Linked DNA regions of Homo sapiens: region 1 is linked to region 2. Evidence: read pairs that join two places in POLR2A ChIA-PET (ENCODE). Cell type or tissue: IMR-90. All regions are shown on one strand. Links, peaks and the distances in the headings refer to the core of each region. The heading gives the core; the rest is flanking DNA.

What was found. Peaks named below come from ENCODE experiments on the same cell type or tissue, not always from the same donor. Only the 100,000 strongest peaks of a DNase experiment are listed, where the experiment ranks them.
Region 1: POLR2A ChIA-PET joins it to region 2 with 5 read pairs; 2 of 35 experiments call an interaction of 5 or more read pairs at or near these places.

What each region holds. Positions count from the first base shown.
Region 1 is chr3:178,636,809-178,652,543 of GRCh38, reverse strand. All of the region lies in intron 1 of KCNMB2 (potassium calcium-activated channel subfamily M regulatory beta subunit 2), which reads right to left. The region is part of intron 5 of KCNMB2-AS1 (KCNMB2 antisense RNA 1); the gene reads left to right. Among named protein-coding and RNA genes, the nearest start is that of KCNMB2, 110 kb to the right of the region's middle. In IMR-90, for the core only: no CTCF peak of the experiment used is centred there; no DNase peak of the experiment used is centred there.
Region 2 is chr3:178,696,052-178,711,786 of GRCh38, reverse strand. The region is part of intron 1 of KCNMB2 (potassium calcium-activated channel subfamily M regulatory beta subunit 2); the gene reads right to left. All of the region lies in intron 5 of KCNMB2-AS1 (KCNMB2 antisense RNA 1), which reads left to right. Among named protein-coding and RNA genes, the nearest start is that of KCNMB2-AS1, 160 kb to the left of the region's middle. RefSeq lists an enhancer at 3,896-4,105. In IMR-90, for the core only: a CTCF peak has its summit at 8,333; DNase peaks (open chromatin) are centred at 5,636 and 8,006; H3K27ac peaks cover 1,046 bases.

The DNA of each region.
Region 1 (15,735 bases), core at 3,911-11,910, 59 kb after region 2:
AACATATTACAGTATCATAGATGTGTGTTAAAAATAGCTTCACAAATCACTGGAGAAAAAAATACATGATTTTTTTTTTAATACTTCAAGTTCTGGGGTACATGTGCAGAACGTGCAGGTTTTTTACATAGGTATACACATGCCATGATGGTTTGCTGCACCCATCAACCTGTCACCTACATTAGGTATTTCTCCTAATGCTATCCCTCCCCTAGCCACCCAACCTCGACAGGTCCCAGTGTGCAATGATCCCCTCCCTGTGTCCATGTGTTCTCATTGTTCAACTCCCACTTTTTGATGGGGTTGTTTGTTTTTTTCATGTAAATTCGTTTAAGTTCCTTGTAGATTCTGGATAATAGCTCTTTGTCAGATAGATAGATAGATAAAAATTTTCTCCCATTCTGCAGGTTACCTGTTCACTCTGACGACAGTTTCTTTTGCTGTGCAGAAGTTCTTTAGTTTATTTAGATCCCATTTGTCAATTTTGGATTTTGTTGCCATTGCTTTTGGTGTTTTAGTCATGAAGTCTTTGCCCATGCCTATGTCCTGAATGGTATTGTCTAGGTTTTCTTCTAGGGTTTTTATGGTTTAAGGTCTGATGTTTAAGTCTTTAATCCATCTTGAGTTAACTTTTGTATAAGGTGTAAGGAAGGGATCCAGTTTCAGCTTTCTGCATATGGCTAGCCAGTTTTCCCAACACTGTTTATTAAATAGGGAATTCTTTCCCCATTGCTTGTTTTTCTCAGGTTTGTCAAAGATCAGATGGTTGTAGATGTGTGGCATTATTTCTGAGGCCTCTGTTCTTTTCCATTGTTCTATTTATCTGTTTTGGTACCAGTACCATGCTGTTTTGGTTACTGTAGCCTTGTAGTATAGTTTGAAGTCAGGTAGCTTGATGCCTCCAGCTTTGTTCTTTTTGCTTAGGATTGTCTTGGCTATATGGGCTATTTTTTGGTTCCATATGAACTTTAAAGCAGTTTTTTTCTAATTCTGTGAAGAAAGTCAATGGTAGCTCGATGGGGATAGCATTGAATCTATAAATTCCTTTGGGCAGTATGGCCATTTTAACTATATTGATTCTTCCTATCCATGAACATGGAATGTTTTTCCATTTGTTTGTGTCCTCTCTTATTTCCTTGAGCAGTGCTTTGTAGTTGTCCTTGAAGAGGTCCTTCACATCCCTTGTAAGTTGTATTTCTAGGTATTTTATTCTCTTTGTGGCAATTGTGAATGGGAGTTCACTCATGATTTGGCTCTCTGTTTGGTGAATAGGAATGCTTGTGATTTTTGCACATTGATTTTGTATCCTGAGACGTTGATTTTTATCCTGAGATGTTGCTGAAGTTGCTTATCAGCTTAAGGAGATTTTGGGATGAGACGATGGGGTTTTCCAAATATACAATCATGTCATCTTCAAACAGAGACCATTTGACTTCCTCTCTTCCTATTTGAATGCCCTTTGTTTCTTTCTCTTGCCTGATTGCCCTGCCAGAACTTCCAATACTATGTTGAATAGGAGTGGTGAGAGAGGGCATCGTTGTCTTGATCTGTTTTTCAAAGGGAATGCTTCCAGCTCTTGCCCATTCAATATGATATTGGCTGTGGGTTTTTCATAAATAGCTCTTATAATTTTGAGATACGTTCCATCAATACCTAGTTTATTGAGAGTTTTTAGCATGAAGCGGTGTTAAATTTTATCAAAGGCCTTTTCTGCATCTATTGAGATAATCGTGTGGTTTTTGCCATTGGTTCTGTTTATGTGATGGATTACGTATATTGATATGCCTATGTTGAATCAGCCTTGCATCCTATGGATGAAAGCAACGTGATCACGGTGGATATTCTTTTTGATGTGCTGCTGGATTCGGTTTGCCAGTATTTTATTGAGGATTTTCGCATCAATGTTCATCAGGGATATTGGCCTGAAATTTTTTTTTGTTGTTGTGTCTCTGCCAGGTTTTGGTATCAGGATGATGCTGGCCTCATGAAATGAGTGAGGGAGAAGTCCCTGTAGTTCAGAAGGAGTACCCAGATTCATAAAGCAAGATCTTAGACACCTACAAAAAGACGTAGACTCCCACATAATAATAGTAGGAGACTTTAACACCCCACTGTCAATATTAGACAGATCATCGAGACAGAAAATTAACAAGGATATTGAAGACTTAAACTCAGGATCAAGCGGACCTAATAGACATCTACAGAACTCTCCACCCCAAAGTAACAGAATATACATTTTTCTCAGCACCACATCACACTTATTCTAAAATTGACCACATAATTGGGAGCAAAACACTCCTCAGCAAATGCAAAAGAATGGAAATCATAACAAACAGTCTCTCAGACCACAGTGCAATCAAATTAGAACTCAGGATTAAGAAACTCACTCAAAACCATACAACTACATGGAAACTGAACAAGCTACTCCTGAATGACTACTGGGTAAATAATGAAATTAAGGCAGAAATAAATAAGTTCTTTGAAACCAATGAGAACAAAGACACAATGTACAAGAATCCCTGGTACACAGCTAAAGCAGCATTTAGAGGGAAATTTATAGCGCTAAATGCCCACAGGAGAAAGCGGGAAAGATCTAAGATCAATACCCTAACATCACAATTAAAATAACTAGAGAAACAAGAGCAAAGAAATTTAAAAGCTAGCAGAAGACAAGAAATAACTAAGCTCAGAGCAGAACTGAAGGAGAAAAAAGTCAATGAATCCAGGAGCTGTTTTTTTTAAATGATTAACAAAATAGACTGCTAGCCAGACTAATGAAGAAAAGAGAGAAGAGTCAGATAGATACAAATAAAAAATGATAAAGGGGATATCATCACTGATCCCACAGAAATACAAACTACCATCAGAGAATACTATAAACACCTCTACTCAAATAAACTAGAAAATCTAGAAGAAATGGATACATTCTTGGACACATACACCCTCCCAAGACTAAACCAGGAACAGTCAAATCCCTGAATAGACTAATAACAAATTCTAAAATTGAGGCAGTAATTAATAGCCTACCAACCAAAAAAAAAAGCCCAGGACTAGACAGGTTCACAGCCGAATTCTACCAAAGAGGAAAAAAAATTCTATAGATGATGTTGGGAGAACTGTTGCAGTATATGGAAAAAAATAAAGCTGGATCCCTACCTCACATAATATGCAAAAAGCTTCTAATTGAAATAACTTCTAAACAAGAATAGTAAAAATATGAAAAGAATAGAAGGTGATGTTTATGAGTATCTCTAGTTTTTATGTGGAGAAGAATTTATTGAACAAGACTAAAAGAGCTTAAAACATAAAGAGCAAAGATGATGAACTGATTTACATCCAAACAAAAATTATATTCAATGAAAGAGAACACAGGAAAAATTATCAGAAGATGAAAAACTAAGACAAGTTACTTACAAAATGTAAAGCAGATAAAGGAAACTAACATCTAAATCATATAGGGAATTACAAATCTGTAAGAAATGGCAGGAAACCTAGGAAAAATGGGCAATACCATGATTAGGCAATTTAGAGAATGAGCTACCTATGTCTATGATGAATAATGACATTAAGATATAAGCAACATCACACTTATTAGAGAAGTGCAAATTCAAAAAACAATGAAATACCACTCCACATCCATCAAATAACATATATTAGCACACCAAATAATGCCATGCTTTGCCAAGGACATGGGGAATTGGAAAATGAGGCAGCAAACTATAAGTGACATTAAATATGCAAATCCTGGTGCCTAGATATGTCTATAAACCAAAAAATCTTTAACAGACTTATATGGAGTTGATGTTTATTTGTTACGGCAGCAAGGAAAGAAAGCAAATTGAATGTCCAGCTAGGCTAACAGATAAGTAAAATGCAATCTATGCATTCCATGGAATACAAGTTAGGTTTACATAAAAACAGAATGGTTCACTCAAGAAGTGTTAAGAGAACAAAGAAATGACTTATTTTTTATGTTTTTGTTTTGTTTTGTTTTGTTTTTAAGAGACAGACTCTGACTCTGTAGTTCAGACTGGGGTAAAGTGGCATGATCATAGCTCACAGCGTGCTGCCTTGAACTCCTGGGCTCAAGTAATCTTCCCCCTCAGGCTCACAAGTAGTTGGCACTACAGGTGCATGCTGCCACATTTGGCTAATGTTTTAATTTTTTTGTAGAGATAGGGTCTTGCTATGTTGCCCAGGATGGTCTTGAACTACTGGCCTCAGGTGATCCTCTTGCCTCAGTTTCCCAAAGTGTTGGGATTACATGCGTGAGCCATTGTGCCTGGTAAAACAACTTATTTATGACATAATATTTTTGTGTATATCATATATGGGAACATATATTTCAAGAATACATAGAGCTCTGAATGAATGTGTGAAAGTAGAATATTAAATTCTTTAGTGTAGATACCTATGGTGCAAAGAATAAGAGTGTTGGTAAGGAACAAAGGGAAAAATAGGGCTCTGCATGCACTTGATGAGAGTGTGTCATGAGCTAAGAAATGTGATTAATTCAGTGTTGTGCACTTGAAGTCAGAAGAAAAAAGAAAAGACAATATGTACTGTATAAATGAAATTAATTATTTATATATAATTATATCAAAACATTACTGATATTCTCATGTTTGAAAGTAATAACCATCTGTAATCATTTGACTTAAAATGAGACCTTTATTTTTCATGAATTGTTAGCAAATATTTGTTCTACGATTATATGTCCTACTATATTTTAGTATGTCCAGAATCGTGTCCACGTTGCTCTTTTCTATATCCCAGCAACCTAAAACATTACTGCTGGACCATGATGGATTTTCAGTAAAGGTTTGATGAATAAATAAATAAAACTGCCTTGGTTATCCAAAAATCATGAAGGGAAGCCTACTTAACTATTATTAAGTACTTAATGTGCTATAGGTAAATAACATGTATTCTCATTTAATCAACAAAACACTATGGGGTAGCCTTTCTCATTTGCATTTTATAGATGATAAAACTTGGGTTCAGATAATTTAAATAACTTTTTTAAGCTTATAAGTGGTGGACTTAGGATTTTAACTCAGGTTATTATGATTCTAGTGCACTCTGTTAAGGCTCTGGAAACAGGCGAGTAATCACAAGACATTGCTAAATTCTAGTAGAAAGCAACTAAACTCTTTTTCTCATTTATTTTCGTCTGCAAATTTTGTCCATAGTGTATGTCTAGAATTAAAAAGAGAAATATGGAAAAAAGCACACAGGTAATGAACTTCATCTGTCTAATAGGAATTTTCTCCCTTTATTTTATTATTTATTTGTTTGTTTTTTTAATTTGGAAGGAGAACTTTGTGTCTTATAAAGGGTTGCAGCCTGTGCAGTGGTCTTTCTGACAGGCTAGGAAGCATATTTATCCTTACAACTGGCATTAGCAGACGTGCAAACCAGAGAGGTCCAGCAGCAGGCAAGCTGAGACTTAAGTTAGAACTGGATAGATTATAAATTGATGTAGCAGAATCAACATATAAACATACTTCATAGCTGTCTTTTTTATTGCATCTATTTTCAATTACAGTATAGCTATAAGATCATACTTATTTTTCTTAAAGCTTCTTAGCATTTATCCAACAATACTATATATGGAGAAGTTGATTCAAGAGATCAATTATGTGGCTGTATAATGAAGTTTACTATTGAAAATGCTTTTTTAATAAAGACGATTTATCTGTAGAGCTGGCATAGATTTTATTGAAGTCATTTTTCTCCTTATTGAGTGGAGGATAAATGTTCTTTAATGAATTCTGTCACCAGGAACAGACCAAGTTCATTAACAGCACGACACACTATTAACTTACTATCCAGAGCTGTGGCTTGGGAGATTGATGCCAGAGAATGCTTCCATCACCCTGTCTTCTGTAGTCCTAACTAATTCTCAGACCTGCTGGTCGGAAAGGATTGTTTCAGCCTCGCTTACAATAGCAGGTTCTTACTTCTTTACAGTGAGTGTCATGCTTTCCCTGGACTACAACATCAACATCTCTGGCCCCACAGCTGTTTCCCTTTTATCTTCCTATAAGTCAGAGAAACAGATGCCCTTTGTCCCTGAGAGGTTCAGTCTGTTCTTTTCTGGCTGGCATAGCTAAATTATACTAAGTTTGGGCCAAAATGAAGCTGGCAGTTAAACCAAGCTTATAATGTAGAGGAAACAAATTAATGTGCTGATGATTCATCAAAACCTTTGTCATGGAGGTTGAGCCATTGTCAGATATTTGCCTGTTTCCAGAGTCCTTAAGAGTCCACTGCCCAGCACAGATTGAAATGAACCTTGGGCTCTCCCCTACAGCTGTTTGATTTCTCTGTGATCTTCAAACTATCTCTCCAGGACTATCATCTAGGCAGGGACACAGATAGCCTCAGGAAATAAATGTTCTCAGGCCCACTTCTCTGGACACTGTCACCTTTTTTGTTCCAAGCTACATTTTCTTGTGTTCAGATGAGACGTTTCTCTTGATAACCATGGATGCAGGTAACTGTATGCAGATGGATGTGAGACGCGAGGGTCTGCCTTACTTCTAAGCGGAAAAAAATATGTGCCCTCATTATGTGATTCCAGGAGGACCACAAAAAACTCCTGTCCCCCTTCAAGCAGCACTAGACATTCTATCAGATTTGTTAAATGCCTAATACTTTTTATTCCATTAAAAGGTAATAGGCACATGAGGCTTTTTGGACACATATGTTTCGCAGACCCTTTCATGCTGTGCCTCACCCATATGCTCTCCCTCCCCACCTCAGTCAGAGTACAGCCTCCAACTGCCTGCTGTGAGCACTGGTCTGTCTTGCCTGAGGGCTTTCTCAGGCCCCCAGAACCGGCTCTGTGGCTGGGTTGGCAGAACGGAAGTGCCACTAACACTGATCCAGGAGCACCCTAACCAGTGAATGAATAGATACCTCCACTCTCTTTGAGCCATTCTCCTACACTGGCTCCCAGGGCTGCCCTGGTGGGATTGCACATCAGTGGCCCATAGAGGTAGCTAGCTTGATATTTTCCCCTTCATTGACTGCCTTTCCTTCCTGGACTGAATTTGCATCCCCCTTACAGATGTTTATTTCCCCTGCCAAAGAAATGAATGGCACTGGAATCATTGTCTCAGGAGTTTGCTTTCAGAGGATTCTAAGTACAAAAGGCAAGGAGAGAAAACATAAGAATCTTGGATCTTAGGCTGGGTGCGGTGGCTCATACTTGTAATCCTAGCACTTTGGGAGGCCGAGGCGGGCAGATTGCCTGAGGTTGGGAGTTCGAGACCAACCTGACCAACATGGAGAAACCCCGTCTCTACTAAAAATACAAACTTAGCTGGGCATAGTGATGCATGCCTGTAATCCCAGCTACTCAGGAGGCTGAGGCAGGAGAATCGCTTGAACCCGGGTGGCAGAGGTTGTTGTGAGCCGAGATTGCGCCATTGCACTCCAGTCTGGGCAACAAGAGCAAAACTCATCTCAAAAAAAAAAAAAAAAAAAAAAATCTTGGATCTTAAACAAGGGAGGGGAACTACCATTAGAAAAAGAAGGCAACGTTTTAAAAAACAAGTACCTATGTCTTAGGTGCTAAGGACCTTGAAAGGCATTTTCATATACATGTCTTCATTTAACTCAATTTAATCTAATCTAGTTCGGTTTGGTACATTCTTATCCCTATTTTATAGGTGGGTAAACTAAAGCTCTACAAAATGAACTTGTCTAAATTCATGTAGCTTGTAAGGGATGTAGAGCTTTGGTTCATACTGAGATTGTGTGACTCCAAGTTCGCTATTTCTTCTGTAACACCATGTTTGCCTGCTACTCTGCCTCACAATTTTGGGTAGTGCGAAAATAAAAGCATGGGTCTATGGCAGAAACTGATGCAAAGCTAAGAGGAGAAGCTGACGATGCACACATACACATGTCTTTAGCTTAAGGACAATCTGTGAACACATTGGAGCTTAAGTGGCCCCATCTTAGCCTTCCTCAATCATCTCACAGATGCAGCACTGCTGCAGAGGGCCTGCTAAGCCAGGCAGGTGGAGTTCCAGGTGTCTCAGGATGAGTGTAAGCCCTTAGTGTGACAGAGTGCAGTGGTTCTTATATAGTTGTGTCTGGCTATGATACTTATCACATGGCGCCATGGAGGACATGGACTTTGAAAATCAGCAGCCCTGTGGTCCAATTCACATCTTCCCCACCTGGCCCTCTCCAACAACACTCCAATAATGACCCACCTCTCTTCCTTGGCTAAATGTGCTCTCTCAGTGCCTTTGCACACTGGTGCCCTTTGCCTGGAGTTCCTTCTTGCTTCCTTTCTATCTAGAGAGTTTCTCCTGTATCTTGAAGTCCCAGTCAAGCACCACCTTCTTGGGAACCTTCCCTGATTTAGGCATTCTGGTGGAGTACTTTGTTTTTGCCTTGCTCGGAGGGTATTATCATTTCTTTCAGATCTCAAAAGGACTTCTGGAAACCAGGTACAGTTAGTGACATGGTGGAACTGGGGGAGTATTTAATGTGCTGGTTTGCCTCAGAGGACATGGTCTGTGAGAAGGCTGTTGATTGGATATCTAAAGGTGTGAAGTGTGAAAAGGGATGGAAAAGACTGGCATATGCCTCTATATCCTTCTGGTAGTTCCATGGGCAAGGTCTAAGCTCTTGAGGGATGATGATATTGAAGACAGAGTTGGCGTTCTCAGACAGCTCTGAGAACTGGGAAGTGGTATCACAACAGGCAATGTAGATTGAGGAAGAAGAAGGCAACGTGTGTGAGGAATCCTTGAAAGTACCTAGAAACAACAGGGCGAGTCCCTAAGAAAGTCAGGCTAGAGGGTTTGAAATTTGGGGCATTTCTATGACTGGAACCTACTGTTTCCTGTGGGCTGGGGAGATCAGGGATGCCTGACTTTTAGCTCCTGGAGAGCAGTGAACTTATCTTTTTTGACAAGATTATCAATATCTTGAAATAATTATAGATTCACAGTATGTTGCAAAGAAATGCACAGGAAAGTCTCATGCACCCTTCCTCCACTCTTTACCAACATTAGTGTCATGCACAACTGTAATACAATATAAAAACCAAGAAATGGACACTGCTACAATCTGTAGAGCTTATTCAGGTTTCAGCAGTTATACATGCATGTATGTGTGTGTATATATAGGGCTATACAACTTTATCACATGTTTAGCCTCATGTAAACACTACTACAATCAAGACACTTAATTGTACCATCATCACATGACTCTGTCATGTGACTGACATCTTTATAGTCACCACTTCTATCCCTTCCACTATGATCCCTAACCCCTGGCAACTACAAACCCATTCTCCAGCTCCATAATTATGTTATTTCATGAATGTTCCATAAATAAAATCACTAAGAATCAATCCTTTGAGATTGGCTATTTTCATTTGGCATAATTTCCTTGAGGTTCATCCAGGTTATTCCATGCAGTGGTTCATTCCTTTTTATTGCTGAGTTGTATTCTATGCTATTGTGTACCAAAGGGACCTTGTCCCACCCAGCACATAGCTGGAGCTCAGTGTCAGCTATGTAAAAGAATAACTGACTCTACAAACAACTTGCTGTGTCAAACGTCTTCTGCAGGTGGGGAAAGTTGAAGCTGGTTATTTCCATAACATTTAAAACAGGTAATTGTTTTGACCTTCTGATTGAAATCCACTGCCATGAATCCCCTTAAATGACCAGTCACCTCATTTGAATGATGAAGAAGTAGATCAAATAAGACCAAATGATACAACAACTGCATTTGCATGCTGCCATGATCAGGCCAAATTTTAAATTGGTGATATAGTTGAAAACTTCAGTTTTTAATGTCTTGATTACACTGCAAGATTTTCACCCCAGCAATGGAGTTTAACAAAAAATTTGAAATCCCAGGAAATGAAATTGCATTAATGATGGACTTTATGTATAAAAACCTGATGAGAGGATCTCAGAACATCTTCTCCCTAACTTGCACTTCTAATAATATTAGTATCTTCCATTTCTATTGCACTTGAAAATTATAAAAGGTAGCTTCATACATACTGTTGTGCTTAGTATTGAATTAATACTGTGAGGAAGGTGGGGAGCACAGGGTGGTGCTGGTGGTGGGTGTTATTGTCATTTCCCTGGACACATAAGAGAACAGAACCACAGAGGTGTCATCTTATTTGTCCAGGACTGCACAACTACTTAATTCATAAGCCTGGTTAGAACTCTGATCTTCATTCTACTTTCACCCCATTTCTTATGGATAAATAAACACTTTTTAGAAAAGGAGAAATCTGTGCTTTTTTATTTGGAGACTATTTCCATCATTTGACCTTTACAATCCCAATGTCAAAATATCCCATATGTGTATTTCTGTAGTAATCACTTGCTGAAAGTCATGTTTGTATAAAACAAAATCTCTATCTGAATTGTTTTTCCCCAAACAAATCTTAGAGATACTTAGAATAAACTGCTGTATATTATTACACATGATTGCAGTAATTTATTTTACCTGGGGGCAAAATCCTAGCTATTTAGTAAGTCTTATAAAAATCTCCAGATGGCTTAATTATACCAGTTTAGAAACTAAGGGTATAAAAATAAAATGGATAAATAAGCATAATTTAGAAACATATTGAGATGAAATATAAAAGTTAAAAAGAAAGTTTTTAAAAATAAGATTTACCCATTCATGATAAAAACTCTCAACAAACTAGGAATAGAGAGGAACTTTCTCAACTTGAAAAGAACATGTACAGAAATCCTAGAATTGGCATGATGTTAAAGAGAAAGAGAACATTTCCTCTAGGGAACAAGGAAAAAAATTTAGCTCTTACTACTTCTGTTCAACATTGTACCAAAAGTCCTAACTACTGCAGTAAGGTAAAAACAAGAAATAAAATGCATACAAAGTGGGGAAAAAGAAAAAAAAGCTTTATTCATACATATGATTATGTGTGCAGAATATCTCAAAGAATCAACAAGAAACCCTCCTGGAATAAATCAGTGATTATAGCAAGGTCCCCGAACAAAAGGTTAATATATAAAAGCCAATTGCTTTCCTTTTACTAGCAATAAACAAATGGATTTGAAATTTAAAAAAAATAGTATCACATAAAATTGCACCAGTGAAACTTAAGTATAAATCTGACAAAATATGTGTGGGTTCTATATGTGAAAAACTACAAAACTCTTTGAAAAAATCAAAATAAATGTAGAGATATCCCCATTTATTGATTTAGAAGACTTAATATTAAGATGTTAATTCTTTCAAACTTAATCTATAAAGTTAACACAATATCAGTCAAAATTCCAGGAAGCTGTTTTGTAGATATTGACAAACTGATTCTAGAGCTCTTATAAAAAAGCAAAAATCTACAATCAGTTACACAATACTGAAGAAGAACAAAGTTAGAGAACTGAAACTATCTGATTTCAAAAATTAATGTAAAGTTAAAGAAATCATGACAGTGTAGTATTGGTAAATTAATAGACACATAAATCATTAAAACTAAATTCAGAGTCCAGAAGCAGACCCAAAGAAACATGTTCAACTGATCTTTGACAAAGGAACACAGACAATTCAATGGAGGAAAGGTAGTCTTTTCACCAAATGATAATAGACCAATTGGATCTCCATATGCAAAAAAGAAGAACCTAGACACAGACCCAGAGACCTTATTACTTAAAAAAAAATTTAACTGAAAATGGATCATTGACCTTAATGCAAAACTACAAAACTTCTAGAATAAGCATAGGAGGCAATCCAGGTGACCTTGGATTTGGTTCTCAGTTTTTAGTACAACCCCCAAAGCACAATCTATGAGAGAAAAACCAATAAGTTGAACTTTATTAAAAAATGAGAATTTTGGCTTCATGAGTTGGGAATTAATTTTTGGTTGTCAAATAATTAACTTTTAGTCCAGATGAGTTTTCAAATATATATAAACAAAAAAAGAGGAAAATTTTCAAGGCATAGAGACTTAGTGATATGGTTTGGCTCTGGGTCCCCACCCAAATCTCATGTCAAATTGTAATACCCAGTGTTGGGGAGGGACGTGGTGGGAAGTGTTTGGATCATGGGGGCGGATTTCCCCCTTGCTGTTCTTGTGATAGTGAGTGAGTTCTTACAAGATCTGGTTGTTTAAAAGTGTGTAGCACTTCACCCTTTGCTCTCTCTCTCTTGCTCCTCCATGGTAACACATGCTTGCTTCCCCTTTGCCTTCTGCTGTGATTGTAAGTTTCCTGAGGCCTCCCAGCCATGCTTCCTGTACAGCCTGTGGAACTGTAAGTCAATTAAACCTCTTTTCTTCACAAATTACCCAATGTCAGGTAGTTCTTTACAGCAGTGTGAAAACGGACGAATACAGTTACCAATAGAGATAGTAGCGTCTTGTGCCCATTTCATTGTGTTGTAGTAAGTCATGATATATAAAGTCCACAAGAATGTGAGGTTGAAAATAAATTTTAATATTTCATGGCATTTTTTTTTTCTAGGACAAGGGAAAACATTGATATTTATTGGCATGTGTTCTGTGTCAGACATTGTACTAGACACATACATAACAGTATGAGGAAATCTTTTTCTTTCCTACTTTTAGCCATGAGGTTAATACATGCTCACACTGATTCCATCCCTCACTCCATACAGAAATAATAGAAGGATGTTATGCAAGACATGCAAACTAAGAACTTGATTTAAAAATTGAAAAAACCATTTAATTTTAAATGTCCTTCTGATGTTGTATAGAACCACATGGCACACGTAGGTGTGTGGATGTGCTATAGTGAATCCCATTTTTAAAAAAATTTCCAAGAGGCCTGAGAAGTGAGTGATAACTCACAGAGAGTGGAAGAATAGAAAGGAACATGCAACAGGGGAATGGACCATTTAGGATCAGTTTGAGAAGAGCCCTTTTTCCCAAAGGGGAAAGTTACTCCTGAGGATGAAGAACCCTGGGATTTGGGTTATATAGATATTATTTTATTTATTTTTATTAATAACTTTGTCATATAAGTATTATTTAACCATCTTGTAGATAATGAAATGAGTCTCAGAGAGGTTAAATACTTTGCTCACGATAACACAACTAGTAGTAAATAACAGAGGAAGGATTTAATCCTTGTCTAACTCCACAGCCAATGGACAGTACAGTATAGTGATCAAGTAGGTAGATTCCAGTGTCAAATTACTTTGATTCTCTTTCTGTGATTTTCACTTATTAGCTGTTTAACCTTGGATAATTTATTCAACATATCTGTGCCTCAATGCTCACATCTGGAAAATAGTGATATGATCTCATCAGATTGCTGTGAGACTTAAATGAGATAATTAATGTCAAGATTTTAATACATTACAAGGTGTATAAAACAGATCATATATATCAACTGGAATTATTTTAACATGGCTTTGCTTCTGTCATAAGCAGCAAACAATATTTGAAGATGTTACTTGGATTTATAGAAATTAAAAAAAATCTATTCAAGGGTAACTCTAGTACAGCTAAAACCGATAAAACAAACAAGAGTAGAAAGACATCTAACACATGAAATCTGTAGCTACCACTGCATAATGTAGAAACCTACCTTAAGTCAATGGTCTATATTTCTAGAGTAAATATAAATTACATGGATGTTTAAAAAATCTATTTAACAATTTAAGTCTTTGGATATCCATAAGGAAATGATTGACTAATGCTATTTTAAAAGGCTTGTATGAAAGAAGTCTACAAGCATTTGGTAGTCTGTACCAGAACAGCCCATCTAAACAACCCCTCTAATTGATATGTTCTTTCTACTATCTAAGAAAATACTTCCTGGTCAAAATGTAATTTCTTTCATATCTGTCTCCTCTGATGAGACTTCAACCTCAATACATATGAATTGGGGCCAAAATATATACAAGACACTACATTAGTTATTTAAGCTTACATTCTTGTCAAGAGTGTCTTTTAGTGAGTATTTTATCATAAAAAGTGAGAAGTGCCATAAGAGAATTGCAGGTAAAACACTGTAGGTGTTTGGAGGCAGAAAATATTGCTTCCAGCAGGAGGATGGGGAAAAGCTTTAGAGAAGAGGTGGCATTTTATTGGTGCCTTGATACGAGAGTAGATTCAGACATGCAGAGATAATGGGGAAAGCAATCTAGAGGGGAATAAAAACAGGAAAATATAAAGAAAGGACCATGCAGTTCAGTAAGTTAGGAGTGTATCTGAAAGAGATTAGAAGGAAATGAACCAAAAAATGTTTGGTTGAAATGAGGTTGTGGGGATCTCAAAAAACAGTCTGGGGAGTTTGAATTTTACACACAGGCTAAAGGGTACAATTAAATGTGTTTAAGAATAGTAGACTTTTCCCTGTCCTTTGAAAAATAACTCTGGTAGCTATTTCCAGAATGGGCTGGAAGACAGAGAAAATAAGTGAGGCCGCAAATTAGGTATTGTGGAAATCCACAGAGAGGTCTGAATCGAGGTGCTGATGGTGAAGAGGACGTAACTGCTATGAGTTGTGGCAGTTGAATCAGCAGGATTGAGCCCTGTTTAGATGAGTGTCCAGGAACAGAAAGGAGTTTAGTAAATCTGAAAGCTGTATCACTAAGAGGGTGCTGGGACTCCTCAATAAAAACAGAAGTATTAGAAGATTCAGGATTGACAGAAATACTGAAATCATTGTGGGACTTAATAAGTTTGAATTTATCTTATAGAACACCCAAGTAGGAACATGTCCAGTAAGATGTTGTAAAGGGAGAATGGTCTATCAGAGACAGAAAATAACTACCATATGCAGGGTTTGTTATGAGCCTTGGGTTTCTTCTACCATGCTTGTGACTACCTAGTATCTCCAGGTTTGCCCCATGAGTTTGTTAGTGGTTTCTTCATAAACCATCTATCCCTGTATGACCTTCATTTCACTTGTGTTAGACCATTTACATTCATTTACTGAATTAGAACAATAGGTATGGGACCTCACAAATTTTCTTTTTCTATAATTTCACCTTATAGATTGGGGAAACTAAAGACCAATGTAATTAACTATCTTCTAAATGTTATTAGATACTAATGAAGAACCTTCTCACCACTCCCTTCCAGTGTCCAAGTTCTGCTGTGTCATAAGACAGTTCTTCCCATCCCTGTGTCACAGGAACTCCTAACCTCAAGAAAAGAAAATAGGAAACAAAGATAGTTTGATCATGCTGGTGAAGCCACATAGAAAAAGGAATGTTTTTACAATGTTAGTGGGAGTGTAAATTAATTCAACCGTTGTGTAAGACAGTGTGGCTATTCCTCAAAGACCTAGAAGCAGAAATACAATTTGACCCAACAATCCCATTACTAGGTACATACTCAAAGGAACAGAAATCATTCTGTTATAAAGATACATGCTTGCATATGTTCATTGCAGCACTATACACAATAGAAAAGGCATGGAAGCAGCCTAAATGCCCATCAATGATAGATTGGATAAACAAAATATGGTACGTATACACCATGGAATACTATGCAGCCACAAAAAAAAGAATGAGAGCATGTCCTTTGCAGGAATATGGATGGAGTTGGAAGTCATTTTCCTTAACAAACTAATGCAAGAACTGAAAACCAAACACCACATGTTCTCACTTATGAGTGGGTGCTGAATGATGAGAACACGTGGACACATGGGGGAACAACACACACTGTGGTCTGTTGGGGGGCATGGGCTTAATACTTGGGTGGTGGAATGATCTGTGCAGCAAACCACCACGGCA
Region 2 (15,735 bases), core at 4,610-12,609:
TTAAGCCTGGCACATAGAAAATTCTCAGTAAGTGGAGAATATTAAAGGAAGTTTTATTTTATTTCTTCTGGCTGGCCAGAGATGATGGTGGAAGTGATGTTTAGCCTGACTTTAATTTTAACTGGGGCTTTTGGACTGTTCTGAAGACTCTGTTTTCTCTGGGTTTCGTATAGGAAGTGGCTTTACTGGCTGAGACTGCTCCCAGTCCCAAGTAAATTTAATTCCGAAGTTGGTTCTTATCCTGCGTTCTTAGTGTCTTATGACCAAATCTTGTCTCTTGGTTCCTAAAGAATAGGTAGAAATCTGTCTTGGTGGGAGAGACAGCGCAAGGCCACAATGATTGTCTGGAGCTATATTAAGGGGTGATGGGTATGGTAGAAGTTTTGGGAGCTCAGGATTAGTTAAGTTCTCTCTGTGCAGGATGCAAGAATAAAAACAAATTGCTGCAGACCAAATGCCAGGCACAATATTAAGAGTTTTTACTTGTACTGTGATATTTAATCTTTATAACTAAAATATTTGCAAATATACACAATTAAAATAAATGCAGTATGGCATGGTGGTAAAGAGTTTGTGCTCTGGAATACCCTGGCTTGAATTTTGACTGACTATTGGCAAGTGCCATTTTCTCATCACTTTTTCTCAACTGTAAAAAGAATATTAATCATAATATCTACCTCAGGTGATTTTTATGAGAATTGATGCAAAGAAAACTTAATAAACTATTTATATAAACGGATAGGTATAGTTCCTGGAACAGAGCAAGCACTCAGTTAATGTCCCCTTGATAGCAATCTCCTTGAGGGCAGAACCCATGTCCATTCAATTCAGCCCCGTGTCTCCAGCTCCTTCCGTATAGTAGGCACTCAGCAAATATTAAATGTGGGTTGAGTAAACAAATGAATGCATAATGGATGTAACAGAAGAAGCATTAGAAGGACCTCAGATCACGAGGCTGAAGTAAAATATCAATACTATAAGGAGGTTTAATGTTAAAATAAAATTAATAAGAGCCTCAAGGAAAACTTTCAAGGTGCTTTCTACCCCATTTAGTACTAGGGAGAATTTGAATGTTTTAAATGGCTTTCATCTGCATAATGGCTTTTCTTTGGCCTCCTCCTATACACAGAGACACGCACACACACTCACGCACACACATACACATATGAGTGGGGGAAACCTCTGAAAACAACCTGCCTCCAGGCCTTGGGCTTAGTTATAGCCCTCTATAAACAGGGGTTCCTATAGGTTGGGGAGGAGAAACACAAGTTTGGTTTCTTCTAGCTGGCATGCAAATCTGGAATTTAGGATTATTGAGGTCTGAGGCTTGGAATAAGGCACCTGAGAATTGTGTCTTCCCAATAAGGTTCTCTCCAAAGTCCTAGACTGCCCTGCATTCCTTTCCCCGGTTTGAATATGGGTAGTTCAAGGTAGTACTTTCTTACAATGGGGAAAGAAGAAAAAAACCTCAAGGGAAGTTCAGAAGTGAATATACCTCTGGGCCCTGAAAAGGCCTTGCTCTGAGAATGAGCTGAAGTGAGCCCCTGCTTGACTCCAGTGGCTTGAGGGTGCCATTTAGTTCATGCCTTGGATTCCTCCTGCCAGTGGTAGGGAAAAAATAAAACTTTATATTAACTAAATTAATATAGTTAATTTTTGGTTAACTATATTACTTCAGGTCCCTGGAGGCTACCTGCCAGGGATGGGAGGTTATCTGAATGGATAGGTACACACAGGAGCTTCAGAGTTCAGAGAAGGTAAATGTGCATTTCCAGAGCTTAGACTGAGATTTAAGTGCTCGGTATAAATTGCTGTTGATCCTGGGCTCCTCTGAAAGTTTTTGGACCCTAACTATATTTTGCACAGGGACCTTATCCATACAATCTCAGCTGCTTTATCTGTAAAATCAGTGAAAATATTTTTCTCCCAGAATTGTAGTGGAGATGAAACAAGATGTACATAGAATGGCTTAAATGAGCAGTACAAATAAAATCTGGGGAAGACTGGGAAACAAATACCAGGATTGCCTAAACTGGTGTCTTAATGTGTTAATTTTTAAAAATTCTCAACTTCCACTAAAACAAAATTTCTACTTGAAAATTTTGTGAGTTCATTTGAAGTCACTGAACTTAACTGAATGAACAAAATTCCATTCTGCATAATATTCTGCAATTTATACTTTTTACCATTTCAGATGTGCCCTTTCTGATGTTTGAGTTAGGGAATCGTACTGTATATAAAACAGTCTTAAAAAATCCACATTGTGTTAACCCGTCTTTTGCTATTGACCTAGCACTGACAGTGACTGCTGCTAGTGACAATCTCAGAAAACCAGTGTAAAATTAAATGCCATCTTCTGTGGTTCTGTTTCAATACTTTGCCATAGCCTATAGCTAGAAGTTTAATTCAAGACTTCCCTAGAGCTGAAGCCCAGGTGATTTAGCCACGATGCTTGGAAAGCAGGAAAACTGTTGCCTGGCAACCGGAAACATTTGAAAATATCCAGTACATTTTCTGTTTCGCGTTCACAGCCCTCTTGATATTCCAATACACATAGCAGATGTTAATCCTCCTGTTTGAATTTTAAAGGCATGAAACAGAGTAGTGAAAAGTGGAGACAACGTTTTCATTTGCAAACTAACAAATTGGCTTCGGCTCCAAATCTTTGGGAATTTGCAGAGACTCATTTTCTTCATGTTGATTTTCCCTTCTTCTTCCCCTAAATAGAACTAGTACACTGCTATTTTTTCCTCCTTTAACCTATAAGAGGAGTTAAGCTTCTTATAAATCAGAAATGCTTGCTGGGAATGTTGATAAAGAAGGTAAAGCTAGAAAGAGACTTTAGAGTATTATTTATTCATTCGCTCATTCATTCATTTGTTCTTTTACTCACCCATTGGTAAATTAACAGATGCATGCTGTATTGTTAGTAATTAAGAGACAAAAACCAGACACACTTAGGTTCAAATCTATCTGTCTGAATGACTACATTTGAAGTTATTTAACCTCTTACTAAGCTTCAATATCCTCTTTGTAAAAGGGAATAATAATAGGAATTGTGTTATAGGGGCTTTTTTTTGCTGAGAATTAAATGAAATAAAGCAGGTAAAGGGATCAACATAGCTCATGGTATAGAGGGAGCACTCAATAAGTTGTAGGTGATGCTATTGCTACTGTTGTTATTTTTGTTGGTAAAGTCCCACTCTAAGGCCACACTATGGTATGGAGGTTTCTATAACTTCATGGAAAACAGTATAAGCTCTGCCATCAGACTACCTGTATAGCTTTGAGCAAGTTTTATACACTGTAAGTGCCTCAGTTTCCTCAGGTGTAAAATGAGGTAAACAATAGCATTTTACCCCACAGTTTGTTGAGAGAATTAAATGAGAGAATGTTTTTTAACAGCATAGCCCAATGCCAGGCACAGAGAGCTAGTGCTCCATGAAAGCTGGCTTCCATCACCATTATCATTATTACATATTACCACCACTGGTAGTACAAAGATGAATAAACCATGGTCCCTGTTCTTGAGCAGTCTTGTGAGGGTATATGCATTCACTGGAGCACACTTAAAAATGATTACCTAGAAGGGGGCAGGTATGATAATAGAGCTACAAACAGAAAGCCCTAGAAACCCCAATAAGAGTATTATCCTCCTAAGGCAGACACTGAAACTATGGTTCTCTTAAAAGATAAACTTTGGCATGTTAACATTTTAAAGAGTTTATTTGAGCAGATAGCAATTCATGAATCAGTCAGCTCCAAACTGGAAGTGATTTAGGGCTCTGTCCAAGAGGCACAAAGGGAAGGATTTAATAGGTTGAATGTGGAAGTAGAGCAAATAAATTATTCGATTGGTTAAAGTTTGAGCAATTGCCTTACTTGGACTGTCCTGGTGGGAAGGTCCAGACAATATAAGTAGTGGTTAGTTGGCCTCCTGTGATTGGCTGAGCTGAAGTTTTGTTTTCTTTTAAATTAGCCCCTTACAGGAAATGAATCTGAGCTAGGTTTCTATTTGCTTAGGTAGGAACTCAGGGTGTGAGAATCACCTCAGTCTAATGGCTCCCATTTAATGATTTTAACAGTTTTCACTGTTGGCTGCATATTAGCATCGCCTTTAAAAATTACTTATGCCTGGGTTCTCCTCCCAGAGATTCTGAGAATTGGCACAGGGTATCATCTGGGCATCAGGAATTTTTAAAGCTCTCAGATGGTTTTAATGGGCAGCCAAGTGCAGAATTACTGTGAGGTAATCACCACTTGATCCTGATCATCTTTACTGCGAAATTGGCACAAGTATCTGAGAGGAGCTGTGAGGTTCTTATCCTTGTTATCTCTACCCCTGCCAAGAGCATGGCACTTCAGAGTACCAACTGCAACAGAAGCAAAACTTCTGATTTTTCCAAGTAGTAGTGCTGGCATGCAGATACTGACAGTAATTGCTCTCATTTATTTAGAATATTTTATCTCATTTAACCATCCCAACAACTCTGAGAGCTACTTTTCTCTTCTTTACACAGATGAGAAAACTAATGATAAAAATATTTAATTAGTTTACCCAATGTTTCACAGCTGGTAAGTAGCAGATGTCTCTGTTCCACTCAACTCACCTCAAGGTTTATACCAGAGGCCCTGAAATTTGACCCTGAAAATAAGTATCACTTGCCACTCATATCCTCCCTTAGGCCTTTCTCCTTCTGTCTCCACTTGCACTTGCAAATGAAAGAGACTAAGTATTCTTTACTTTTTTTCTTTTTGCTGTATATGTATATATATTTATTACACTTTAAGTTCTGGGATACATGTGCAGAACGTGCAGGATTGTTACATAGGTATACATGTGCCATGGTGGTTTGCTGCACCCATCAACCCGTCATCCACATTAGGTATTTGTATTCTTTCTGTGAGTCCTCTGATGGCTGCGTTTTGTGTTGATATGGTAAATAAGTCAAGCTAACTGTAAAGCTTCTTTGGTAGAGGAGTCTGGTGTTTTCCTGAAGGCACAGAAACATTGGTGTGGACTATAATGCGCACTTGCAAAAAACTGGGGATTTGGGAAGGTGCAGATAGCAAGTTATATTAGAGTTGGGTAGAGTCTGGGGTGCAGAGAGAGCTGTTCTTAATCATCAAGTGATAAAGTTGGGGCCTGGCAGAGGGATTACAAACTGGGAAAGAATGACTTCCTCTTTTTTATGAAGTTCCTGAGGGCTCAGTAGTGCTGGCTTGGATTGGGAGTTGAAAGTTTGGAGATTAGAAAGGGGTACAAGGCCAGATATTGTGTCTAGTCAAATGTCATCTGCACCCATTGGGAAATAGCGTGGACCTTCTAAATGCTCCAAATGTGGTTATTTCTACACAAACAAAGACTAGATGGTGAGGGTTGCTAATGGCACCTTACCTTTGTCAAGGGCATATAATTGCAAAAAGGAATGTCAGCTGTTGTGTGGGGAGGTCCTCCCTGTGCCAGGCGTTCTGCATACATTATCTCATTTAATTATTATAAAATTCCTGTGAGCTTAGTATTATCGTGACCTTGCTACAAATAGAAACACGGATTCTTCAAGACTCAGTACTTTGTGGAAGATCAAGCAGCTGGTAATTTGAGAAGTAGGCAAATAAATACCTTCTGTCTCTGGTTGCTGACACCAAAGGCAGGAAATGTGGGTTGTCAGTGCATGTCTTGGAGTGGTTATTCATGTTCAGCCTTGGGCAACTGACTGTGAGCTCCGACAAGACAAAATTTTCCCCTCCCTCCCTACATATTTAAAGGTGTGTCTTGGTCTGATGTGTGGGTGGTAGAAGCAGGAGCTTCATAGAATGAAGGCCAAAGTATGTCTTCTACATTTGTGCCTTTCTTCCTCCGCTTCTATGTCTATGTTTCTATGTAATGTTTTTGGCTGAAGGAGATGGGGTTTTATTTCTCCTACCACTGACTCCAAGGTATTTGACATTCTGTTTCCTGGAGGAGATGGCTTTGACTCCAATTTTGGTATTTCCTTTTAACTGTGATTATTTCAGATATGCTGAATATAAATTACCATTCAAAAGCATAGGAATGAATAACAATAATTTTTAAAGGTTTTGTTGGCAAAGAAAAGGCTCTTACAGACAACTATAAAAAGCATTCTTTTTTTAAGTTTTTCCCAAAGTGCAAACATCATAACCCTTCTGGAGTGTGTATGTATCTGGAACTTATTTTTAAGCATTCTTTCCTGTGTGATTAAGCTCTAATTTGAACAACATTTCTGTAATCTTTAATTTTATGAAAATAAAACCTACTCTCTCATTTATATTACTTGAAGATAGACAATGAAACAACTTTTCATAATTTCACAGTACCTGATACAAGTTCTTGGCTAGGCCAGCTTTAGCCTATGGAACGACCTAAGAGACAAGTGAGGATATTATCTCTTACCCCCAAGAAGCTGCTGCACAGTGGCAGCATGGTTTTCACAGGCCTGAGATTCATTCCCTTCTTTGCTGCTTGGGATAGGAAGTGACTACCTAGAAAATTGTCCAGGGAATCACCCCTCCATCAATACTGTTCAGGGACTCAGAATAGGCCTCTGCTCAAAAGTCTGAGGTGAAGCTACCAGAAGGGCTGTATAGGGATGTAGTGGGTGGGCAGGTTCCCAGGATATGACTGGTTTAGGCTACCAGCTTGAGGATTGGGGTTGGGAGCATGAGATCTGGAACCATGGATTTATGGGAGAGAGTCTGGGTTTTGGCTTAGAAAACCCTAGAAAGGAGCTTACAGGAGAGTTTATGCTAACTTGGATTTGAGTTTGAAGAGGAGGAAAGGATGATAGTGGTGATGGTGGTATATACCTAGAGAAGTAGAAATAGAAATGAAAGAGCCTGGAGACTTGTGAAAATTTCATCTTATAGGAGTCAGGAACTGAAGATGGTTGGAAAATATCTTGGCCATTCAAATATACCATTTATTCATAGCATTTAATGAAACGACCCTGTGAATAGCCTGGGAATGAGCATGATGCAAGAAAGGTGGACTTTAGTCTTGGTTCTCTCATTAACTGGTGTTGAGTTTAACAAAGCCAGTTAACCTCTTGAGTCTCATGTTCTTAAATTGTAGGAGAGGAAGTAAGGTGATTGCTTTCTTGTTCTCCCTTCCAACAAGGTATCTTTAAAAACAGATTTCCATCTTTGTGAAGGGAAGATACTTGTCTAGAGAAGCACTGATGAAGAAAATTTTTTTTTGCAATGATAGAAATATTCTATAACCATGTGCCAATAAATACAATAGCCACTAGCCCCATATGACAATGGAACACTTGAAATATGGCTAGTGAGACAGGAATATGGAATTCTTAATTTTGTTGGATTTAATTAATTTAGCCTTGTTTGGCTAATGACTACCATATCTAGACAGATATCTAAGTCTAGATAAATTTGAAACACATAGTATGCTTCTAGGTTTGGAATGTATGCAGGGGTGATACCCAGAATATTTTACAGCTAGCATAAAAAAGGGAAGAGACTATCTCTTATTAGTTGACCTCTCTGCTTGGGAGCTGCCACGATGAGTTTGAACTGTCAGAAAATGTTTGTTTGGGAGTGTGATTTACATAGCAAATCAAACATAGGGCATGTCAATTTTTACAATGACACTTGAAACCTGGTTGTTTTCCCTGGAAGATGGAGATTTTAAATAAAATTAAACATAAAAAGACTTTGTCAATTTCTAATGCCATATCTTTCAAATTCCAGCATTATAAAGTGAAATGATTCTTTTCTCCAAGTTCTGATGTCAATTGGTCTATAAACGAAAGCATTTTCTTTATTGCTTGAGAGATTCACCACAGACCTGACTCTTGAATTTTTTCTGGACTTAAAACTCTGGGAATTGTGTTACTTTATGCTATCATTTAAACCACCTTGTTCCTCACTCTAACATCTTATAATAAATGTGTGAAGTTACTCACAGATGAATTCCTTTTGATTACTCACTGTTTAGAAAGAGATTGGGTCTACAGCAAGCTGGGTTCCACATGGAAAAGCTAAGATAAACACACCCATGTAAGTAGATACATGATTACATAAACAAGGCCTGTGGAGAATGTTCATACATTCATGTGACTCTCAAAGTTTTTATGACTCATTTATGCTATATATATTTTCCTATAATTTTGGTCCAGCATTAGCTGAGTACTGTTAGCTAAAGAATAACAGTTTCTCTTTGCTGTGATTAAAACCCTTGGTTTCTTTATCAATTTCAACATGAATAATGAACACGAACAGCTACTTTTTTTGGGGGGGTGGGTGCCTGAATGGGACTTACCAGGGTCTCCATATCATCCCCTGACTGAAATGACCAGCAGGAGGCCAGAGGAGTACAAATGGAGAACTAAATACCTTCCTTTTCCTTTTTTCTCCCCTTTATCTAGCCACTTCTGTTTTTCTAAAAAGCCTTGGGAATAATGGAATGGTGGAAAGCATGTAGGCAAATCCCAACTCCAAAAACATTCCAGTTCTGTGGCCCTCCACTCAACCCCTTTTCTCACTTGCAAAATGAGTCTATGAGTACCTGATAGAGATAAGAATGTATTCGGCACTTAGCAAATAGGAGCCCTGAATAGATGGTTATTAATATTATTGGTCAAGAACTCGTGGTCATTGTCATCATCTCTCTCCTTTTTGTTTATTTACTGATTCTCTTTCCCTTTTTTCCTGTTAATATTAATCATCCTTCAAATATTTTTCTTGACTATCTTAAAACTTAAAGGGAATAAGGCTATCTGTACAATTAACTACATAACTAATCTTCATCCTTCTCCTCTTGTCTCCCAACCTTTCCTTGGCCTGAAAATACATCCCTACCAACAAGCCCATTACTATATACATGATGATAAAGTTGCAGGAAGCAGGTAGGATAAAGCTACTTAAGCAGAAGTAAAGGAAAAGTTGTTAAGAACTCACTTTGTATCAGGCAGTGGGACTAGATGCTTTTAGTAAGGAAGAATGTCTGGCGTATCTGCCCTAACTCCACCTGCTTCCATGAACAAAGATTTGACAGTGATGGTCTCAGACTCGGTTCATATCCCTTGATTAACTGTTTTTTAGCACTGATATTTGTGTAGATGTGAAGGCTATTGGAGCTTTAAAAAATCATTAGATGAAATTTATTTTTGCTTGAAAAGTCTACATAGAATGTAAGTGGCATTAATTAAGTGAGTTTTGATAGGCAGTCACAGTAAAATCCTGTAGGGGAGGACCTTTGGCTCTTGTAATACAGCTCAGTGGGGCTCAGTTTCACACTCAACCAGGCAAATTCTCTCATTAGCTTTATTTATTTATTTTTATGTATTTCTTTATTTTTAAATATATATATATTTATTATACTTTTTAAGTTCTAGGGTACATGTGCACAAAATGCAGGTTTGTTACATATGTATACATGTGCCATGTTGGTGTGCTGCACCCATTAACTTGTCATTTACATTAGGTATATCTCCTAACGCTATCCCTCCCCCCTCCCCCCACCCCACAACAGGCCCTAGTGTGTGATGTTCCCCTTCCTGTGTCCAAGTGTTCTCATTGTTCAGTTCCCACCTATGAGTGAGAACATGCGGTGTTTGGTTTTTTGTCCTTGTGATAGTTTGCTGAGAATGATGGTTTCCAGCTTCATCCATGCCCCTACAAAGGACATGAACTCATCATTTTTTATGGCTGCATAGTATTCCATGGTGTATATGTGCCACATTTTCTTAATCCAGTCTATCATTGATGGACATTTTCGTTGGTTCCAAGTCTTTGCTATTGTGAGTAGTGCCGCAATAAATGTACGTGTGCATGTGTCTTTATAGCAGCATGATTTATATTCCATTGGGTATATACCCAGTATACCCAAAATGGTAATGGTATGGCTGGGTCAAATGGTATTTCTAATTCTAGATCCCTGAGGAATCACCACACTGTCTTCCACAATGGTTGAACTAGTTTACAGTCCCACCAACAGTGTAAAAGTGTTCCTATTTCTCCACATCCTCTCCAGCACCTGTTGTTTCCTGACTTTTTGATGATTGCCATTCTAACTGGTGTGAGATGATATGTCATTGTGGTTTTGATTTGCATTTCTCTGATGGCCAGTGATGATGAGCATTTTTTCATGTGTCTGTTGGCTGCATAAATGTCTTCTTTTGAGAAGTGTCTGTTCGTATCCTTCACCCACTTTTTGATGGGGTTGTTTGTTTTTTTCTTGTAAATTTGTTTGAGTTCTTTGTAGATTCTGGATATTAGCCCAATGCCATCCCCATCAAGCTACCAATGACTTTCTTCACAGAATTGGAAAAAAACTACTTTAAAGTTCATATGAAACCAAAAAAGAGCCCTCATTGCCAAGTCAATCCTAAGCCAAAGGAACAAAGCTGGAGGCATCAGGCTACCTGACTTCAAACTATACTACAAGGCTACAGTAACCAAAACAGCATGGTACTGGTACCAAAACAGAGATATAGACTAATGGAACAGAACAGAGCCCTCAGAAATAATACCACACATCTACAGCTGTCTCATCTTTGACAAACCTGACAAAAACAAGAAATGGGGAAAGGATTCCCTATTTAACAAATGGTGCTGGGGAAAGTGGCTAGCCGTATGTAGAAAGCTGAAACTGGATCCCTTTCTTACACCTTATACAACAATTAATTCAAGATGGATTAAAGGCTTAAATGTTAGACCTAAAACCATAAAAACCTTAGAAGAAAACCTAGGCAATACCATTCAGGACATAGGCATGGGCAAGGACTTCATGTCTAAAACACCAAAAGCAATGGCAACAAAAGCCAAAATTGACAAACGGGATCTAATTAAACTAAAGAGCTTCTGCACAGCAAAAGAAACCACCATCAGAGTGAACAGGCAACCTACAGAATGGGAGAAAATTTTTGCAATCTACTCATCTGACAAAGGGCTAATATCCATTCTCTCTATAGCTTTAAAACTTTGTTTGAAGAGTAGTTTAAAGCATCAACAATTTCTTGTTGTTGGTTTTTTTTTTTACACTACTCATCAAAAAGATATTGGTGATTGGGGATGAGTTAGCTGGAAAAAGTAATGAGCTCTTGTTTCTATGTCACGAGTAATATATGTTGCAAATATCTTCTCAAATCTCTTCCTAAATCTCAGTCATATTAGGCATGGGAGGATATTTAGAATTCTTATTTTCTGTAAGGAAATGGCCATGTGAGGATCCAGAGCATATCTTTTCACCTTCTTGGGCTTGTTTTCCTTTTGAGAAAGAAGGGCATTGGGCTAGCCCAATATCACTGTATGGCCTGAAAAGTCCTTTCACTGAATCTAAGTTCCAGTGGTCCAGGGATTTAATTTACCTCCCTGGTAAGGATAGGAGGCTATAAGAGAGCTTGTGTATATACTTTCCAAAATATATGTGTACTTTATTAAGCCTTTAGGCTTAAAATGGAATTTTAAAGAAATCCTATAAATGTTTTAGACAGTGAAGTGGAATTATTTAGTTGATAGGAGATAAGTACTGAATTGGTTGTGAGAAGATCTGGTATTTTTTTAAGCTAGTTTAGTATCCATAAGCAACTAACATGGGCATTAATATTTGCATTGTAAAATTAATGTAATTATATCTGCACAGAATTATTTTGAAAATTAAAAGAGGCAAAGTGAGTGTCTTCTGTAGGCTTGAGTCAAGAACTCTCAGTCATCTTGGTAATACTGGCTTGGATAGATGCCTAGAGCTGCTGGAAAAAGGCCAGAACTTTCAGATCTTCAGAGGAAAGGCACCGACCTTGCATGGGCCATTGCACACTGGGACTCATTTTTGAACCACAACAGCTCCAGGGGAACTGGTGAGTTCAATTGGCAAGGAGAAACTCTTTCTTGCCACAGGCCTCTAGAACCCCGGCAGGAGGGGAACCCTCGACCACCACATGACACTTGAGGTAGCAGCAAGAGCTGCCTAGAGAAGTGGTGGGATGGCAAGCCAGCTGATGTGAAGCCCAGAGGGTTTGGTGCAGGAGTGTCTGTAGTGGAGCACGGTCAGGGACAGCCATCCCCCTAAGCTCAAATTGCTCTCATAGGAGACTTTAGCCCTAGGGGAATTGTCAGTTCTGATCTCCGCAGGGTGGTCTTGGACATCAGACGGGGTTGGACTGACCTGAGCACCCCTTGGTCTCCTGGCCTCTCCCAGGGCCCCAGCCTGGTCATGCCAGCTTACAGAGCAGTTTTGGGTGCCCGGGGGGCCCACACCATAGCTTCTGTACTGGCAGACCTTACCTGACTGGCACAGAGCTCCAGTGAGCCAGCCCCTATGGCCTCACACCAGCCTGTATGCCCCCTCCCCATACTGCAGCTTTCCCCAAGCCCACATCAATTCCTCATATCACTTTGCTGGTGTGTGTCTTCACAGGTGGGTTTTGCATTACTTTGCCCATCAGGATGCAAGAGTGCAGTCCACTCCCCTTCACTCACTAACCACCATTGCAGGGAGCCTTGGCTGGCACAGAGCCAGCAAGCCCCACCCTCACCAGAGCCCTGCTTTTGCACTAACACTGTGCAGACAACAATGGATCCTTCTATGCCCTGAGTGATCCTGCTTGCAGGGCATGGAGAAGGCACCCAGGCCTGAGCTAGTCAGCATCCTGCCCCAAGCCAACACCACTTCTAGTGCAACAGCACACATAGGCTCCAGCAGGGGCCCTCTGTACCCCCTGGTTGCATTGCCCCCACCACTGTGGTGGATGCCCACAGGATGGCAGGCAGCCCTGCGTCTGCTAGCACTCTGCTGCAGCTGCTGCACCTTGGCCCTCCCAGCACAGTGGACTCCAAACCTTGAAGAGCCAGATAATAAAGTTGGGGCCGAATATGAGTCCCCCAGAGTTGGAGCATGCAGTCTAGCAGTTGGGAGCTGAGGGTTGGCCCCCTAAAATCTCCCAGAGACAAAGTCAGTCAGCTGAATCCACCTTATACCACAATTAAATCTCCAAGGTTGTCCAATAGAATAAAAGAAAAAAATCCAAAAATCAGCAACCTCAAAGATTGAAGGTAGATAAACCCACAAAGATGAGAACAAATCAGCACAAGAAGTCTGAAAACTAAAAAATGCAGAGTGCTTTCTTTCATCCAAACAACTGCATCACTGCTTTGGCAAGGGTTCTGAACTGAGCTAAGATGGCTGAAATGACAGAAAATAGAATTCGGTATATAGATAGGAAAGAAATTCACTGAGCTACAGGAGTATGTTGAAACCCAATGCAATGAAGCTAAAAATTATGGTAAAACAATGCAGGAGTTGGCAGACAAATAACCAGTAAAAATAAGAATGTAACTGACCAGATAGGGCTAAAAAACACAAGAATTTAATAATGCAATCACAAGTATTCATAGCAGAATAGACCAAGTGGAGGAAACACTCTCATAGCGTGAAGATTGGCTTTCTGAAATAAGACAGGCAGACAAGAATAGAGAAAAGAGAATGAAAAAGAATGAAGAAAACCTCCAAAAAATATGGGATTATGTAAAGATATGAATCTGTGACTCTTGGTGTTATGAATCTATGACTTATTGGTGTCCCTGAAAGAGATGGGGAGAATGGAACCAACTTGGAAGACTTATTTCAGGATGTTTTCCATGAGAACTTCCCCAAACTAGCTAGACAAGCCAACATTCAAATTCAGGAAACACAGAGAACCCCAGTAAGCTACTTCACAAGATCATCCCCAACACACATAATCATGATTCTCCAACATCTAAATGAAAGAAAAGATGTTAAAGGCAGCTAGAGAGAAAGTTCTGGTCACCTACGAAGGGAAGCCCATCAGACTAACAGCAGACCTCTTAGCTGAAACCCTGTAAGATAGAAGAGATTGGGGACCAATATTCAACATTCTTAAAAAAAAAACTTTTAACCCAGAATTTCATATCCAGCTAAACTAAGCTTCATAAGAGAAGGAGAAATAAGATTCTTTTCTGACAAGCAAATGCTGACGGAATTTGTTACCACAAGACCTGCCTTATAAGAGCTTCTGAAGGAAGCACTAAACATGGAAAGGAAAGACCATTACCAGCCACTACGAAAACACACTGAAGGACACATACCAGTGACACTGTAAAGCAACCACATAAACAAGTCTGCAAAATAACCAGCTAACATGATGACAGGATCAAATCCACAGATGTCAATAATAACCTTAAGTGTAAATGGGCTAAATACTCCAAATAAAAGGCATAGAGAGGTAAGCTGGATAAAGAACTAAGACCCATTGGGCTGCTGTCTTCAAGAAATCCATCTCACATGCAATGACACACATAGGTTTAAAAGAAATGTGTGGAGAAAAAATATACCAAGCAAATGGAAAACAGGAAAAAGCAGGGGTTGCAATTCTAGTTTCTAACAAAATAGGCTTTAGACCAACAAAGATCAAAAAAGACCAAAAAGGGCATTACATAATGGTAAAGGGTTCAATTCAACAAGAAGATCTAACTATCCTAAATATATATGTACCCAACACAGGAGCACTCAGATTCATAAGGCAAATTCTTAGAGACCTTCAAAGAGACTTAGACTTCCACACAATAATAATGGGATACTTTAACATCCCATTGAAAATATTAGACAGATCACTGAGACAGAAAATCAACAAAGGTATTCAGGACCTGAACTCAGCCCTGGATCAAATGGACCTGATAGATATCTACAGAACTCTTCACCCCAAAACAACAGAATATACATTCTTCTTATTACCACATGGCACATACTCTAAAATTGGTCACATTCAGAAGTGAAATACTCCTCAGCAAATGTAGAATAATTGAAATGATAACTAACAATCTCTTGGACCACAGCACAATCAAATTCAAATCAAGACTAAGAAATTCACTCAAAACCATGCAATTACAAGTAAATTGAATGACTTCCTTCTGAATTTCATTGTTTACTATTTGGTAAAAGTAATTTACTTTTTGGTAAATAATATCATTATTTACTTTTGAGAACAAAGATACCACATATCAGAATCTACAGGACACAGCTAAGGTGATGTTAAAAGGGAAATTTATAGAAGAAAATGCACACATCAAAAAGTTAGAAAGATCTCAAGTTAACAACCTAATATCACAACTGAAAGAGCTAGAGAATCAAGTGCAAAGAAATCCAAAAGGTAGCAGAAAATAAGAAATAACAAAAATCAGAACTGAACTGAATAAGATTGAGAAATGAAAATACATTCAAAGTATCAAAGAATCCAGGAGCTGATATTTTGAAAAAAATTTGATAAAATAGACAGACTTCTAGCTAGAATAATAAAGAACAAAAGAGAAAAGATTCAAATAAACACAATCAGAAATGACAAGGCGGATATTACCAGTCACCTCACAGAAATACAAACAACCATCAGAGAATATTATGAACACCTCTATGCACACAATCTAGAAAATCTGGAAGAAATGGGTAAATTCCTGTACACATTCACCTGATATGGTTTGGCTGTGTCCCCACTCAAATCTCATCTTGAATTGTAGTTCCCATGATCCCCACAGGTCATGGGAGGGGCCAGGTGGAGATAATTAAATCATAAGGATGGTTTCCCCCATCCTGTTCTCATGATAGTAAGTTAGTTCTCATGAGCTTTTATGGTTTTATAAGAGGCTTTCCCTTTCACTGGGGACTCATTCTTCTCCTTCCTGCTGCCATATGAAGAAGGACATGTTTACTTCCCCTTCCACCACAATTGTAAGTTTCCTGAGGCC